Regions from separate parts of the Homo sapiens genome. Here region 1 is linked to region 2. Evidence: chromatin loops called from intact Hi-C (ENCODE). Cell type or tissue: stomach. All regions are shown on one strand. Links, peaks and the distances in the headings refer to the core of each region. The heading gives the core; the rest is flanking DNA. Region 1 has its middle 30 kb from the start of SOWAHB. Region 2 overlaps LOC124900719 (a long non-coding RNA gene).

Region 1 (8,340 bases), core at 8-8,007, 57 kb before region 2:
GTACATTTTTCTTGTTTAGATATATAAATAGTTATCATTGTGTTACAATGTCTACAGTATACAGTGCAGTTCACATGCCATACAGGTTGTAGCTTAGGAGCAGTAGGCTATACCATATAGCCTAGGTGTGTGGTAGGCTATATCATCTAGTTTTGTGTAAGTACACTCTATTATGTTTGCACAATGAGGAAATAGCCTAATGGTGAATTTCTCCAAACACATTCTGGTCATTAAACAATGCATGACTGTATTTCTTACCATGGAATTTCCCCCATAGATTCAGGGTTACCCCCTCCTTTTTAAATCATTGCACAGTCACAGTATATTACGGTCTCTATTGCATTATTCTTTTTTTTTTTTTGAGATGGAATCTCACTCTATCACCCAGGCTGGAGTGCAGTGGCGTGATCTTGGCTCACTGCAACCTCTGCCTCCCAGGTTCAAGCGATTCTCCTGCCTCAGCCTCCTGAGTAGCTGGGATTACAGGCGTGTGCCACCATGCCTGGCTAATTTTTGTATTTTTAGTAGAGATGGGGTTTCACCATGTTGGTCAGGCTGGTCTCGAACTCCTGACCTTGTGATCCACACGCCTGGGCCTCCAAAAGTGCTAGGATTACAGGCGTGAGCCACTGCACCCAGCCTCTATTGCATTATTCTAACTTACTCTTAAACATTATCTTTTATGTCTGTAGAGTTTAGCTAGCCATTCCTCTATTTTCTGTTGATGAAGATTCTTTCTAATTTTTTATTATTTGTAAATATTCTGTCAGTATCTTCATGCATTAAAACATTTTCTGCATTTATGGTTATTTCCTTATGATTTTCAGAAGTGGAATTACTTGGTCAAAGAATAGCAGTTGTTTCTTTTTTTTATTCTTCCACTTTTAAGTTCAAAGGTACATGTGCAGGATGTGCAGGTTTGTTACATAGGTAAATGTGTGCCATGATGATTTGCTGCACAGATCATCCTGTCACCTAGGTATTAAGCTCAGCATCCATTAGCTATTATTCCTGATGCTCTCCCTCCTGCAACATGACCCCTCTGCCACACCCCAATGTGTGTTATTTCCCCCCATGTGTCCATGTGTTCTCATCATTCAGCTTCCACTTATGTGAAAACATGTGGTGTTTGGTTTTTTGTTCCTGCATTAGTTTGCTAAGGATCATGGCTTCCAGCTCCATCCATGTCCCCACAAAGGACATGATCTCATTCCTTTTTTATGGTTACATGGTATTCCATGGTGTATATGTACCACATTTTCTTTATCTGGTCTATTGTTGATGGGAATTGAGGATGATTCCATGTCTTTGCTATTGTGAATAGTGCTGCATTGAACATATGTATTCATATATCTTTATAATAGAATGATTTGTATTCTTTGGGTATATACCCAGTAATAGGATTGCTGGGTCAAATGGTATTTCTGCCTCTAGGTCTTTGAGGAATCACCACACTGTCTTCTACAATGGCCGAACTAATTTACCCTCACACCAACAGTGTAAAAGCATTACTTTTTCTCCACAACCTCACCAGCATCTGTTGTTTTTTGATTTTTTAATAATAGGCATTCTCACTTGTGTGAGATGGTATCTCATTGTGGTTTTGACTTGCAATTTGTCTAATGATCAATGATGTTGAACTTGTTTTCATATTTTGTTGGCCAAATGTATGACTTCTTTTGAGAGGTGTCTGTTCATGTCCTTTGCCTGCTTTTTAATGAGGTTGTTTGTTTTTTTCTTGTAAATTTGTTGAAGTTCTTTGTAGATTCTGAATATTAGGCCTCTGTTGGATGGATAGATTGCAAACATTTTCTCTCATTCTATAGGTTGTCCGTTCACTCTGATAATAGCTTCTTTTGCTGTGCAGAAGCTTTTTAGTTTAATTTGATATGGTTTGGCTGTGTCCCCACCCAAATCTCACCTTTAATTCTAATATTCCCCACGTGTCAAGGGCGGATCCAGGTGGAGATAATTGAATCATGGGGGTGGTTTCCCCCATACTCTTCTTGCAGTAGTGAATAACTCTCACGAGATCTGGTGGTTTTATAAATGGGAGTTCCCCTGCACAAGCTTTCTAGCCTGCTGCCATGAAAGCATGTCTTGCTTCCCCTTCACCTTCCATCACGATTGTGAGGCCTTCCCCAGCCATGTGGAACTGTGAGTCAATTAAACCTCTTTCCTTTATAATTACCCAGTCTTGGGTATGTCTTTATTAATGGCACGAGAACAGACTTCTTGGAGGCTTTGTTCATATTTTCTTATTCTTTTTTCTTTGTCTTTGTTGGATTGGGTTAATTCAAAGACCGTGTCTTCAAGCTCTGAATTTGTTTCTTCTACTTATTCAATTATATTGCTGAGACTTTCCAGAGTATTTTGCATTCCTAAAAGTGTGTCCAAAGTTTCCTGAATTTTTTTTGTTGATTTTTCTTTAAGCTATTGAATATTTCTTGATAATCCTTGACTATTTCTCCCCTCACTTCTTGTATCATGTTTTGGATTTCCTTGCACTGAGCTTTGCCTTTCTTTGGTTCCTCCCTGATTAGCTTAATAACTAACCTCCTGAATTCCTTTTTTTTTCTTTGAGACGGAGTCTCGCTTTGTCACCCAGGCTGGAGTGCAGTGGCATGATCTCAGCTCACTGCAAGCTCTGCCTCTCAGGTTCACACCATTCTTGTGTCTCAGCCTCCCGAGTAGTACAGCCGCCTGCCACTATGCCCAGCTAATTTTTTGTATTTTTCAGTAAAGATGGGGTTTCACTGTGTTAGCCAGGATGGTCTTGATCTCCTGACCTTGTGATCCACCCGCCTCGGCCTCCCAGAGTGCTGGGTTTTTTTGTTTGTTTTCTTTTCTTTTTCTTTCTTTCTTTTTTTTTTTTTTTGAGAAGGAGTCTCGCTCTGTCACCCAGGCTGGAGAGCAGTGGGGCGATCTTAGCTCATGGCAACCTCTGCCTCCCAGGTTCAAGCAATTCTCCTGCATCAGCCTCCTGAGTAGCTGAGATTACAGGTGTGCACCACTACATTGGGCTAATTTTTGTATTTTTAGTAGAGACAGGGTTTCGCCATGTTGGCCAGGCTGGTAACCTCCTGAATTATTTTTCAGGTAAATCAGGGATTTCTTCTTGGTTTGGATTCATTGCTGGTGAACTAGTGTGATTTGTGGGCGTCGGGGGAGGGCGCTGAAGAGCCTTGTTTTGTCATATTACCAGGGTTGGTTTCCTGGTTCCTTCTCATTTGGGTAGGCTCTGTCAGAGGGAAGGTCTAGGGCTGAAGGTTGTTGTTCAGATTCTTTTGTCCCATGGGGTGTTTCCTTGATGCAGTACTGTCTCCCTTTTCCTATGGATGTGACTTCCTGTGAGCCAAACTGCAGTGACTGTTGTCTCTCTTCTAGGTCTAGCCACCCAGCGAGTCTACGCGGCTCCAGGCTGGTACTGGGGGTTGTCTGCACAGAGTCCTGTGATGTGAACTGTCTATGGGTCTCACAGCCATAGATACCAGTGCCTGTTCCAGTGGAGGTGGTGGAGGCAATGGACTCAGTGAGGGTTCTTAACTTTGGTGGTTTAATGCTCTCTTTTCGTGCTGGTTGGCCTCCTGCCAGGAGGTGGCACTTTCCAGAGAGCATCAGCTGTGGTACTATAGTGAGGAACTGGTAGTGGGCGGGGCCCTAGAACTCCTAAGATTATATGCCCTTTGTCTTCCCCTACCAGGGTGGATAGGGAAGGACCATCAGGTGGGGGCGGGGCTAGGCATGTTCTGAGCTCAGACTCTCCTTGGGTGGGTCTTGCTGTGGCTGCTGTGGGGGATGGGGGTGAGATTGTCAACTCACTGGAGTTGTGTACCTGGGAGGATTATGGCTGCCTCTGCTGAGTCATGCAGGTTGTCAGGGAAGTGGGGGAAAGCCGGCAGTCACAGGCCTCACCCACCTCCCATGCAACCCGAAGGGCTGGTCTCACTCCCACCGCGTCCCCCTACCCCTCAAGAGCCCCCAGACCGTTTCCAGGTGGAGAGCAATATGGGCTTGAAAACGTGCCCCAGGCTATCCACCTCCCAGCTGCGAAAGAAAAGGGCTTAGTTCCTCCCCTGCCTGTGGAGTCTGCGCACCAGATTTGCATCCTACCCCGAGTTCAGGCTAGGAGGCTTCTCACCCCGTTCAAATTGTTACAAAGTTCAGCTATAGATTTGCTTCTCCCCGTGTAGTTTTACTCTATGCTTCTCTCCCGTAACCTGCGAGCTCCCAGGGCCTTTCTGCTGCTTCCTCTACCCCTGTATTTCACTCGGGTCTCCAAATTGACTTAGCTCCAGGTAAAGTCGGAAACTTCTGCAAACAGACCTTCACCTTCTCCAGTGGAGGTGTGTGTTCGGGAGAGGAGGGTCTCCCTTTCCCGCTTCCGCAATTAGGGCACTCACAGTTTTTTTGTTTTGTTTTGTTTTGGCGGGGGGTGCGGGGGTGGTCTCCTGGGTTCTGCAGGAGCAGTCCACTTCTGTCAGAGGGTCTGTGGTTTCTCTCAGTATTGCTGGTTTGTTCTTGCAGTTGATCTGGAGCTAAAATTCACAATGCAAGCTGCTGCCCACTGCTCTGTCCAGAGCTGCAATCTAGTCCTGCCTTCTGTCTGCTATGATCTCTCCAAAACCTCTTCTTTTATTTTATAATTTTTAGAGACAGTCTCGCTCTGTCACCCAGGCTTTAGTGCAGTGGCACGACCATAGCTCATTGCAGCTTCTAACTCCCGGGCTTATGTTGATTCTTTCTCATCTTTGTGGGCTTTTCTACCTATGGTCTTTGAGGTTGCTGACCTGAGTGGGATTTTTATGGGGTATTTTTGTTGCTGTTGTTGTTGTTGTCTTCTGTTTTTCTTTTAATAGACCACTCTACCAAAGGGCTGCTGTGGTTTGCTGGGGGTCCACTCCAGACACTAGTTGCTTTGGGTTTTCCCATACCTGGAGGTATCACCAGTGAAGGCTGGAAAACATCAAAAATGACAGCCAGCTTTTTCCTCAGGAAGCTCCATCCTGGGGGTTACTGACCTGTTGCCAGCCTGAATACACCTGTAGGAGGTGGCTGGAGACCCCTGTTGGGAAGTCTCGCCCAGTCAGGAGGAACGGGTTCAGGGACCCACTTAAAAACGTAGTCTGGATGCTTTTTGGTAGAGCAGGTGTGCTGCACTGGCGGGGACCCTTCCTCATCTGGATTGTCTGTGGTCTCCAAAACTGGAAGGCTGGAATGGCTGAGTCTACCGAACCACAGAGATGGCGGCTGCCCCTTCCTCCGGGAACCCGAATCTGTCTCAGGCAGATTTCAGCCTGTTGCTATTGGCTGGCTAGAATTCCAAGCCAGTGAGTCTTAACTTGTGAGATGTCATGGAAGTGAGGCCTGCAGAATGATGCTGCTTGGCTTCCTGGATCAGCCCCCTTCCTAGGGATATGTACGGATGGATTTCCCACCTTGCCAGCGATCCTGGGGCCAGAGTATGTAAAACTCCCGTGTCTGTGTGTATGCCTAAGTGGCTGCTCTGCGGAGGCTCCAGAGACTCTGAGCTCTGTGTATTGAACCCAAGACCAATACACAGCATGGGCTCATGAGGGGATCTCCTGACCTACAGGTTGCAAAGATCTGTGGGAGAAGTGTGGTTTCCCGGGCAGGGTCGCATAATCACTTACTGCTTCCTTTGGCTAGGGGTGGGGTTCCTTTGGCTCTGTCCTGCTTCCAGGTGGGCCATCGCCCACTCTCCTGCTTTTCTTCGTTCTCTGCAGGTCGAGTTGTTTGCCTAGTCAGTCCCAATGCAAGAGTATGGATATTTCATTTGAAGGTGTTGAATTCACTCACTGCTTTCGTTCCTCTCTGTGAGTGCCGCAGAAAGCAGCTGCTTCTGATTGGCCATCTTGGATCCTCCCAGCAATTGTTTCTTGAAACATTTGTACATATGAATATAATTTCAATCTTGGCGTAATAGATGGTCCCTAAATTTTATTATTAAACACTTAAAAAATCAGTCAATAAAATACTTAGTCATGAATATTAGTAATATACTTATGTATACACGTGTATGTATTCTCCAATGTTATTCTTCAATAACTCAATTCATTTATGTAGACTTTCATTAGTGGAAGAATCATGCAGCAAAGACTTTTGTTGCTTTGAGTAGAATAATGCGGTGATTCTTCAATCTAACATTCCTCACTGCATGCCTCCCAGATATCAGGATCTGTGCTAGAGAATGATACCCACATTACCTCTCAACAGAGCTCACAGACTAGGGAGAGAAAACCAAGGAAGACAAGATAATATGGTAAATGCTGGGATGGTATTCTCTACCTCAGATTTTAAGCATATCTAATTTAGAGGTAAGTGGTCAGGGAAGGCTTTTTAGAGGAAGTGATGTCTAAACTGGGATCTCAGGGGATGAATGCTCCAGACTAAGGAATGGCACATTCAAAATAGTTTAGGGGCCGATAAAAACATCCTAGAGGGGAAACAGTTGGGCAGCTTCTCCAAAAGCTAAATAGAGAGTTACCATAGGACCCAGCAACTCTACCGTTAGATATATAGCCAAATAATTGAAAACGTGTTCATGCAAAAATGTGTGCACGGATGTTCATGTCAGCATTATTAATGATATCCAAAAAAGTGGAAGTAACCCAAATGTCCACCAACTGATGAGTAGATAAACAAAATGTAGTATATCCATACAGTGGAAAATTATTCAGCCATAAAAAGGAATGCAGTGCTGATACATACCACAACATGGATGAACCTTGAAAACCTTATGCTAAGTCAAAGTTAGACACAAAAGGCCACATGCTGTATGATTCCATTTATATGAAATGTCCAGAACAAGTAAATCCAGAGAGATGGAGTAGATTAGTGGTTGCCTAGGGGAATAGGTAAAGGGAGGAATTGGGAGTGACTGCCAATGGGTATAGGGTTTCTTTATTTTTCTTTTTTCTTTCTTTCTTTTTTGTTTGTCTGGTTTTTGTTTGTTCTGAGACAGAGTCTAGCTCTGTTACCCAGGCTGGAGTGCAGTGGCACAGTCACAGCTCACTGTAGCCTCGACCTCCTGGGCTCAAGTGATCCTCCCTCCTCAGCCTCACGAGTAGCTGGGACTACAAACACACACCACTACACTTGGCTATTTTTTTCTTTTTTGTAGAGATAGGGTGTACCTATGTTGCCCAGGCTGGTCTCAAACTCCTGAAGTCAAGTCATCCCCCCACGTCAGCCTTCCAAAGAGCCGCGATTATAGCTGCAAGCTGCTGTGCCCTGCTGGTATAGGGTTTCTTTTTAAGGTGATAGAAATGTTCTGGAATTAGATAGGGATGGTGGTTGCACAACATTATAAGTTATACATTTAAAATGGTTGAAATGGTGAATTGTATCTAATTTTTTTAATTGCAAAAAAAGAAAAAACCTGAAGGCTAGAAAGAGCTCAGCCCTTTTGAGAAACTGAAAGAAGCTCTGAATTACAGGAAAGCCTGAAACAAAAAATGAAAGGGGAGTGGTCAGTTATGAACTGAAAAGGTAACAGGGCCAGTTCTCAAAGGTCCATAAAAACTACATTAGGGAGTTTGATTTTATCCTGAGAGCAAAGGGAAGCCAATGGAGAAGATTCAGTCAGTCTTTTAAAAATTAATTAATTAATTAATTTACTTTTTGATTCTGTCAGTCTTGACCTACCTTGAGGATGTGTGTTTTCCAGTGATCTTCTGATTACAAAGGAAGGGGACAGTGACAGGGAGGTTATTTTATTCAGGGATTGTCGATCGGTTCAGGACAATTGCTGACTGACCTGGTCATGCACAGAACTTAGGTTCTTTTTGGAAGATAACAGTAACTGCTCAAGAAGGTTAAGTAGGGAAACAGTTACCTACTTGCTTTCTTCCCAACTCAATCACCATACGTGGATAACTGGTTTTAATAAAAGTCAGTCTTAGATCAAATTTGCAACATATTTTTAAAAAGAAAAATTCATTTTTTTGAATATAGTTTATACAACTTGTTCTATAACAAGTAATGCGGTTCCCAGTTCTCCATTTTTTTTAGGTACTCAACCACGCCTTTCAACAACACCTTGCATAAAATGTTCACTTGAGGCACACTCAGTCTCCTTCAGTCTTCTCCAATGGTACTATCTTATATAAGTATAGTATAACATATTTTAAAGTAATTGCAAGAACATATATATAGTGTTCAGGAGACATACATAATGTCTTTCCTGCTGTCATTTACTACAATTTAAAATTTAGTGCTAGTATGTTTTTATAGTTGATATTATAATAAATTATTCTCAATAGCATCACTATAATTTTAACTCTTTACGGCATTATTATTTATTACTTTATAAATTCT
Region 2 (8,340 bases), core at 32-8,031:
ACTACAGAGCTATTGTAACCAAAACAGCATGGTATTGGCGTAAAAACAGACACATATACCAGTGGAACGGAACAGATAACCTAGAAATAAATCCATACATCTATGGTGAACTCAATTTTGACAATGGTGCCAAGAACATACACTGGGGAGAAAATAGTCTCTTCAATAAATGGTGCTGGGGAAAGTGGATATTCATATGCAGAAGAATGAAACTAGACCCCTATCTCTCACCATATACAAAAATCAAATAAAAATGGATTAAAGACTTAAATCTAATACCTGAATCTATGAAACTACTAAAAGAAAACATTGGGGAAACTCTCCAGGAAATTGGTCTGAGCGAAGATATCTTGAGTAATAAAAAGCACAGGCCACCAAGGCAAAAATGGACAAATGGGAATATATCGAGTTAAAAAGCTTCTGCACAGCAAAGGAAATAATAAACAAAGTGAAGAGACAATCCACACAATAGGAGAAAATATTTGCAAACTATCCCTCTGACAAGGACTTATTAACCAGACTATATATGAAACTCAAACAGCTCTATAGGAAAAAAAACTAATAATCTAATTTTTAAAATGGACAAAAGATGTGAATAGATATTTCTCAAAAGAAGACATACAAATGACAAACAGGTATATGAAAAGTTGCTCAACATCATCAGTCATCAAAGAAATGGAAATCAAAACTACAATGAGATATCATCTCACCCTAGTTAGAATGGCTTATATCCAAAAGACGGGCAATAACAGATGCTGGCGAGGATGTGGAGAAAAAGGAACCCTCATGCACTGTTGGTGGCAATGTAAATTAGTATAATTGCTGTGGAGAACAAGTCAAAGGTTCCTTAAAAAACTAAAATAGAACTACACTATGATCCAGCAATTCCACTGCTAGGTATATATCCAAAATAAAGGAAATCAGGATATCAAAGGGACATCTGCACTCCCATGCTTACCGCCAGCACCACTCACAGTGGTCAAGATGTGGAAGCAACCTAAGTGTCCATCAATGGACAAATGGATAAAGAAATGTGGTACATATACACATTAGAGTACTATTTAGCCATTAAAAAACAAGGTCCTATCATTTGTAGCAACATGGATGGTCATTATATTAAGTAAAATAAACCAGGCACAGGAAAGACAAACTTCGTATGTTCTTACTTGTTTGTGGGAGCTAAAAATTAAAACAACTGAACTCAAGGCAATAGAGAGTAGAAGGTTAGTTACCAGAGGCTGGGATGAGTGGTCAGATGTAAGCGGGGAAGAGGGGATGGTTAATGGGTACACAAATGCAGTTTGAAAGCATGAATAAAATCTAGTATTTGATAGCAAAATGGGGTAATTACCGTAAACCATAATTTATTGCATACTTAAAAATAACTATAAGAGTATAATTGGAATGTTTGTAACACAAAGCAATGATATATGCTTGGGGTGATGGTTACCCCATTTACCCTGATGTGATTGTTATACAGTGTATGCCTAGATCAAAATATCTCATGTATCCCATAAATATATATACCTATGTACCCATAAACATTTAAAAAAATTACCTAAGAGACATAAATAGGCTGGCTCATGCTGTAATCCCATCACTTTGGAGGATTATTTTAGGCCAGGAGGAGTTTGAGACGAGCCTGGGCAACATAGTAAGACTCAGTCTGTTAAAAAAAAAAAAAAAAAAAAGACATACAGCATCCAGCTGAAAGCTTGTGTTTCCAAAGCTCCTCAATAGCTAGTTTCCTGGTTTTGTTTCTTTGAAAGTATCCGACAGCTATTCCAATGTTCCCTTTACATGAATAATATTCATTATAAAGAGCTACCGTTTATCAAGCACTTACTCGAGTAGATAATAATTGCATTAAGAGTGTCGTTTAATGCACTTTGGGAGGCCAACAGGGGTGGATCACTTGAGGCCAGGAGTTCGAGTCCAGCCTGGCCAACATGGTGAAACCCCCTGTCTACTAAAAATACAAAAATTAGCCAAGTGTAGTGGTGCATGCCTGTAGTCCCAGCTACTCAGGAGGCTGATGCAGGAGAATAGCTTGAACCCAGAAGCGGAGGTTGCACTGAGCCGAGATCACACTACTGCACTCCAGCCTGGGCAACAGAGGGAGACTCTTTCTCGAAAAAGAAAAACAAAAAGAAAAGAAAGAAAAGAGAAAAGAAGAGTCTCACTTAGTTTTTAACTTAGATAAGCAGATACAATTATGCCCATTTTACAGATGAGCAAACAGAGCCTCAGAGAAGTTAAAACAGACAACCTTAATTCACAAGTCAATAAGCCGCAGTTATAGGATTATAAACCAGGTTTGAGTGAATCTGGAGCTCCTGTCTTTAACCATTACAATTTATTGACTTACTAGCTTCTCCACTTTTCTTGTCTTTGTTGTTGTTGTTTTTTGTTTTGTTTTTTTGGGACAGGGTCTAGCTCTGTCACCTAGGCTGAAGTGCAGTGGCACAATCATGGCTCACGGCTCACTGGAGCCTCAACCTCGTGGGTTCAAGTGATCCTCCCACAGCAGCCTCATGAGTAGCTGGGTCTACAGGCCTGCCACTATGCCCAACTAATTAAAAAAACATTTTTTTTTGTAGAGACAGGGCCTCATGATGTTGCCCAGGCTGGTTGCAAACTCCTGGTCTCAAGTGATCCACCCACCTTGGCCTCTCAAAGTGCAGGGATTGCAGCTATGAGCCACTGTGCCTGGCCTGCTCTACTTTCCAATGCCACTTCTTTCTTTCCTCTTCCTCCTCTCCCTTCAATATCCCTTTTCCTACCAGTATCTTTAACTCTAAGCTTTGAAAGCATCTATTTTGGAAACTGCAAAGAAAATAAATCTGTTGGGATGCTCACCACAGACTTGGGGCAAGTCATTAGCGTGGGAAGGGGAAGTGGAGAGGGGGCACAGGGAAGTGAGGGGCTAACAGGTTGCAGGAACACACATCTGAGTGTGTTTGCTGCACCCCATCATCTTTCCCAGACAAGAGGTGACAGATCCATGGAACAGGCTTCCAGAAGAGGGGAGCTCCCCCTCAGCTTTTCAGCTTCTCATCCTCTGGATTCTTCTTTTTTGACAGTGATGTTTTCCACCCGAAATATTGTCTGGACTGCGGGTCGGCCGAAGGCGGGAGGGAAAAGGGGCCCAAACCGGAAAGGGGGGTGGGGGGAGGAAGAAGAAGCAAAAAAGAAAAGCAGCTGGAACTCGTCTCCTGGGGACCAGCCAAGGAGGCCCAGGCCCTGGGAAATCTGCTTGTCTCCTGCTAAGCAATCCCTCTCTCAGCTTCCTTTTCAGTCTGTGTGACCCCCGACTCAGACCATGTGTGGCAGCTCCCAACAGCAGGCACTGCAGATGTCCCAGCAGAGATGGAGACCCCCACTGGGAGAGGAGACCTGCTTCCAAGCTGTGAGGAGCCAGCTGCCAAAACTTACAGATGTCCTTCCAAGTGTCAATGTTGCAAATCAGAAAAAAAAAAAGTCCATGGGTATGCATGACTCCAGCCAGGAGGGCAGTGTGGCCAGCAGATATGTGGATTCTTAGTGACAGAAGGATAATAAAAGTACTGGACTTGATAGAAAGAGGAATTTTAAAACTTCAGCACTCTTATTTCTGCAGGATTCTGGTCTCCAGATTGCTCAGCAGAGGGTAGGCGCCCTCGTGGAGGGAAGGGAACCAGGAAATGAGTTTCATTGAATGAATGTGGGGGAGAGTGAAAGAATTCTCTACGGAGGGTCTTAAAACCATTCCGGGCTTGTTTTAAATTTAGAGAAAATTAAGTCATTCTGCAATCATTTTAGGGCTGTGCATGAGGTCAGGAGAAACTATTTTGGAAAATAGATTATATCATGTCACTTCTCTGCGTAAAACCACTGGGAACTTCCATTAGAATAATGGAAGCCAGGCAGAGCAGCATGCTCCTGATCCGAGCTACTCAGGATGCTGAAGGAGGAGAATCCCTCCCTTGAGCCTAGGAGTTTAAGACCAGCCTGGGCAACATAGCAAGACCCTTTATTTTTTATTTTTATTTTTTTTGAAGAGTGAGTCCCGAATGCCCCGCCACAACCTGCAGACCTTCCTGGCAGACCCTTGTCTATATTTCCCGCCTCATCTCCCATTCAGTAGACTCCCCACATGCTGGTCTTCTTTTGATCCTGCAAGCTCCAAACTCAGGCTCTTTATTGAACCCCTCAAAGGGAACCTGCTGTTCTCTTTTCCTAGAAAAGTGGTGTTCCTGGCCTTAGCTTACGAAAATGCTTTTCAAACTACAGATCATAACCCATTAGTGGGTGGTGAATTAATTTAGTGGGTCACAACTTACTTTTCTTTTTTTTTCGAGATGGAGTACCGCTCTGTCACCAGGCTGGAGTGCGGTGGCACCATCTTGGATCACTGCAACCTCTCTCTCCCAGGTTCAAGCCATTCTCCTGCCTCAGCCTCTCAAGTAGCTGGCATTACAAGCATGCACCACCATGCCCAGCTAATTTTTGTATTTTTAGTAGAGATGGGGTTTCACCATGTCAGGCTGGTCTCAAACTCCTGACCTCAAGGGACCTGCCCGCCTCAGCCTCCCAAAGTGCTGGGATTACAGGGATTACAGACGTAAGCCACTGCAACTGGCCCATAACTTATTTTTCTAAAAAAAAAATGTGTACATGTATATTCTGGATACTGTAAAATAAATTTCTTGCTAATGGGTCTTAGTTCATAAATGTTGACAGCCAGTGGCTTAGGAGTTGGTGGTGGATAATTCAGGCTTTGTTTTTTGTTTTTTGTTTTGAGACAAGGTCTCATTCTGTTGTGGAGTTCAGTAGCATGATCTCAGCTCACTGCAACCTTCACCTCCTGAGCTCAAGCAATCCTCCCACCTCAGCCTCCCAAGTAGCTGGGACTATAGGTACATGCCACCACAGCTGGATAATTTTTGTATTTTTTGTAGAGTCGGGGTTTTGCCATGTTGCCCAGGCTGGTCTTGAACTCCTGAGCTCAAGCAATCTGTCCACCTTAGCCTCCCAAAGTGCTGGGATTAAAGGCGTGAGCCACCACGCCAGGCCTTTTATTATTTTTTTCCCCTAATAGTGCAGAGGCACTATAACCAATGTTTGATAGAAGTGAATTGCACCTGGCCTCAAAGATCATTAACCAGCTTAACGAATTTTTGGTGTCCTATGTAGTGGAAGAAAAGAAGTGTGGGAGTTAACAAAATGAGCACAAATTCTTCCCTTCCCTGCTCTCTTGCCCTTGCAGTGTGATTGCAGCTCCACCTATCATGAGATGGACTTTATTTCTCGATCTCTGGAATCTGGGCCGAGCTTGTGACTTACTTTGATCAATGGAACAGGTAGCAAATATGACACAAGCAGAAACTTGAAAAGTCCTAGCACATTAGGGCTTGCCTACTCTTCCTACTCTTGAGAATCCCGTAACAACCACCTTATTTATAAGCCTCAGCAAGCCTGCTGGAGAACGAGTGACACGTGGCCCTGTTACCCCACTGCCCTAGCTGACAGCCAGCACCAACCACCAGACATGTGAGTGAGGCCATCCTAGGCTAAGTGCCCTCAGCTGACCCACTGATGAATTGCAAACACATGAGCAAACCCAGCTGGGATCAGCCAGGCCTGGCCCAGATCAGAAGAACCAGCCACTTGACCTGCAGACTTGTGAGTAACAATACGTGACTGTTGTTTTAAGCTACAAAGTTTCAGGATGGTTAGTTATTGCATCAAAAGCTAACTGATACAAGGAAAATGGGAATGGAAATGGAAGTTAAAAGAGGAAATAGATGAAGGCCAGGCACCCTGGCTCACACCTGTAATCCCAGCACTTTGGGAAGCGGAGGTGGGTGGATCACTTGAGGTCAGGAGTTCGAGACCCACCCTGGCCAACATGGCGAAACCCTGTCTCTACTAAAAATACGAAAAATAGCCGGGCATGGTGGCGCACACCTATAATCCCAGCTACTCAGGAGGCTGAGGCATGAGAATAGCTTGAACCCAGGAGGCGGAAGTTGCAGTGAGTCGAGATCATACCACTGCACTCCAGCCTGGATGACAGAGCAAGACTGACTCAAAAAAAGAAAAAAAAAAAAAAAGAAAAGATAAATGAAACAGATGTGAAAACGGAAGTTACAGTGAAATGAGAGGCTGTTGGCAATATTTATCCCTTCTCTCCAGGCCTACAGGGAGGCTGAATTCTTCGTCCTGCAGAACAGTAGGTCCATTCCTGAATCTCAGGGATGGTATTTCAAAGCCTAGCTCAATGTCTAACTTGTAGAATTATCCTCAGTAAATATTTGTTGAATAAATCAATGGCTTGGAGATAATTTCTTCCCTTTGAATTGTAAGATAAAGCTTGGAAATTGGCTAGCAGCTTCCAGTCTCCATGTTGTATACATTTGTGATTGACATAGTTTGGATATTTGTCCCCCCAAATCTCATGTTGAAATGCAATCCCCAGTGTTAGATGTGGGGCCTGATGGGAGGTGTTTGGGTCATGAAGGTAGATCCTGCATGGCTTGTCCTTGCAATAGTGAGTTCTCAGGAGATCTGGTTATGTAAAAGTGTGGCACCTCCCCCCATCACACTCCCACTCTCACCATGTGACACACCCATTCCTGCTTCACCTTCTCCCATGAGTAAATGCTCCCTGAGGCCTCCCCCGAAGCTGAGCAGATGCTGGTGCCATGCTCGTACAGCCTGCAGAAATTGAGCCAATTACACCTCTTTTCTTTATAAATTACCCAGCCTCAGGTATTCCTTTCTAGCAATGCAAGAATGGCCTAACACAGTGGTATTAATAGGAGCGTGGCTATGTATGGGATGCATGATTAAAAGTTCCACAGCAGGCACTGCTGTTTAGTCAACCCAATATCCTTTCCTAAACTCCCATTTCCTTGTCATGTTTTACTACAGAGGCTTGGAAAAGTTAATATTCCATTTTCCAGACTCCCTTGCAGCTAACAATGGCCAAATGATGAAGATCAATGAGATATAAATGAAAGTCTGCTGGAATGTTGCTGGAAAAAAATTTGCTTTTCTAATAAAAGCAGCTCTGGGGCTGGGCATGGTAGCTCACACCGGTAATCCCAGTGCTTTGGGAGGCAGAAGGAGGAGGATCACTTAAGGCCAGGAGTTTGAGACCAGCTTGTGCAACATAGTGAGTCCCCCGTCTTTATAAATACAAAAAAAATTAGCCAGGTGCGTGGTACACACCTCATACTTCTGGCTACTTGGGAAGCTGAGACAGGAGGATCACTTGAGCCCAGGAGTTTGAAATTGCAATGAGCTATGATTGCTTCGTTGCACTTCAGCCTGGGTAACAGAGTAAAACTCTGTCAAAAGAAAAAAGAGAAGAGAAGAGAGAAAAGACACTCTGGTTGGCATTGCCTACACTGCTCCTTTTCTACCTACTTTGAATGCAGATGTGATGCCTATAGCTGTTTGGATCAGCAGCAGCCATCCTTTGATGATAAGGGAAAGTCCAGAAAAATCACGGAGAACTTGGCTTTGATCATTGGGAATTCTGCAAAGTCTGCCGTGTCACATTTGCTGATTTCCCAATGGCTCAGAGTTAATATAGCAGAGGACCAAAGAAGGGTGTCGATACCAGGAAATGTGATTCACTGGAGCCATTAATATAACAATATACCACTACCTTCCTCAAGACACTTTATTTCCATCTGTTGAAAAATTGCTGTAGTATCCTCTTTTTATTAGAATAAGACATTGGACTTATCTGCCAAAAACTGTAACAAATACACAAATCTATGATGCCTAAAATGTGAACAGTACCTTCTCAGATGGCATTGTGGTGCAGTGCACAGCCTGCACAACCATACCTAGTGGCTGTAGTAAATCTTATCAGCCTACTTTAATTATGTGTTGAGGACTGGGTTCAAGTTTTATGTCTTTTTGGTGCTTCACACTTAATACCATGCCTACCATTTTATAAAAATGTGTCTTCTGTCACTTTCTATAAATTTCATTTATCTATAACAGAGCCCCTCTAAACAGTATTTATTACAGCGAGATCTCCAGACCACCTGCATAAAAATCACCTAAAGAACTTGATAAATGCAGATTCCTGGGCCCCACCCCAGACTTACTGGCCTAAAAGGTAAAGCTTCAACTTCTTAGCATGGTATCTGATATGGTTTGGCTCTATGTCCCCACCCAAATCTCATCTTGAATTGTAATCCCCACGTGTCAAGGGAGGGACCTAGTGGGAAGTGATGAGATCATGGAGGCAGTTTCCCCCATGCTGTTCTCCTGATAGTGAGTTCTGATGAGATCTGAGGGTTTTATAAGTGCTGGTTTCCCCTGCTCTTCTCTCCTTCC

What was found. Peaks named below come from ENCODE experiments on the same cell type or tissue, not always from the same donor. Only the 100,000 strongest peaks of a DNase experiment are listed, where the experiment ranks them.
Region 1: a loop joins it to region 2, with 1.9 times the contacts of the local background. A loop is called at or near these places in 1 of 110 quality-filtered maps.

The regions. Positions count from the first base shown.
Region 1 is chr4:76,863,810-76,872,149 of GRCh38, reverse strand. No RefSeq gene overlaps it. Among named protein-coding and RNA genes, the nearest start is that of SOWAHB, 30 kb to the left of the region's middle. In stomach, for the core only: no CTCF peak of the experiment used is centred there; a DNase peak (open chromatin) is centred at 3,749; H3K27ac peaks cover 1,239 bases.
Region 2 is chr4:76,807,176-76,815,515 of GRCh38, reverse strand. It overlaps LOC124900719 (a long non-coding RNA gene), which reads left to right. Exons shown (of 2, transcript XR_007058150.1): 2 at 3,287-3,588. Among named protein-coding and RNA genes, the nearest start is that of SHROOM3-AS1, 8.9 kb to the right of the region's middle. In stomach, for the core only: no CTCF peak of the experiment used is centred there; DNase peaks (open chromatin) are centred at 3,205 and 3,725; H3K27ac peaks cover 2,588 bases.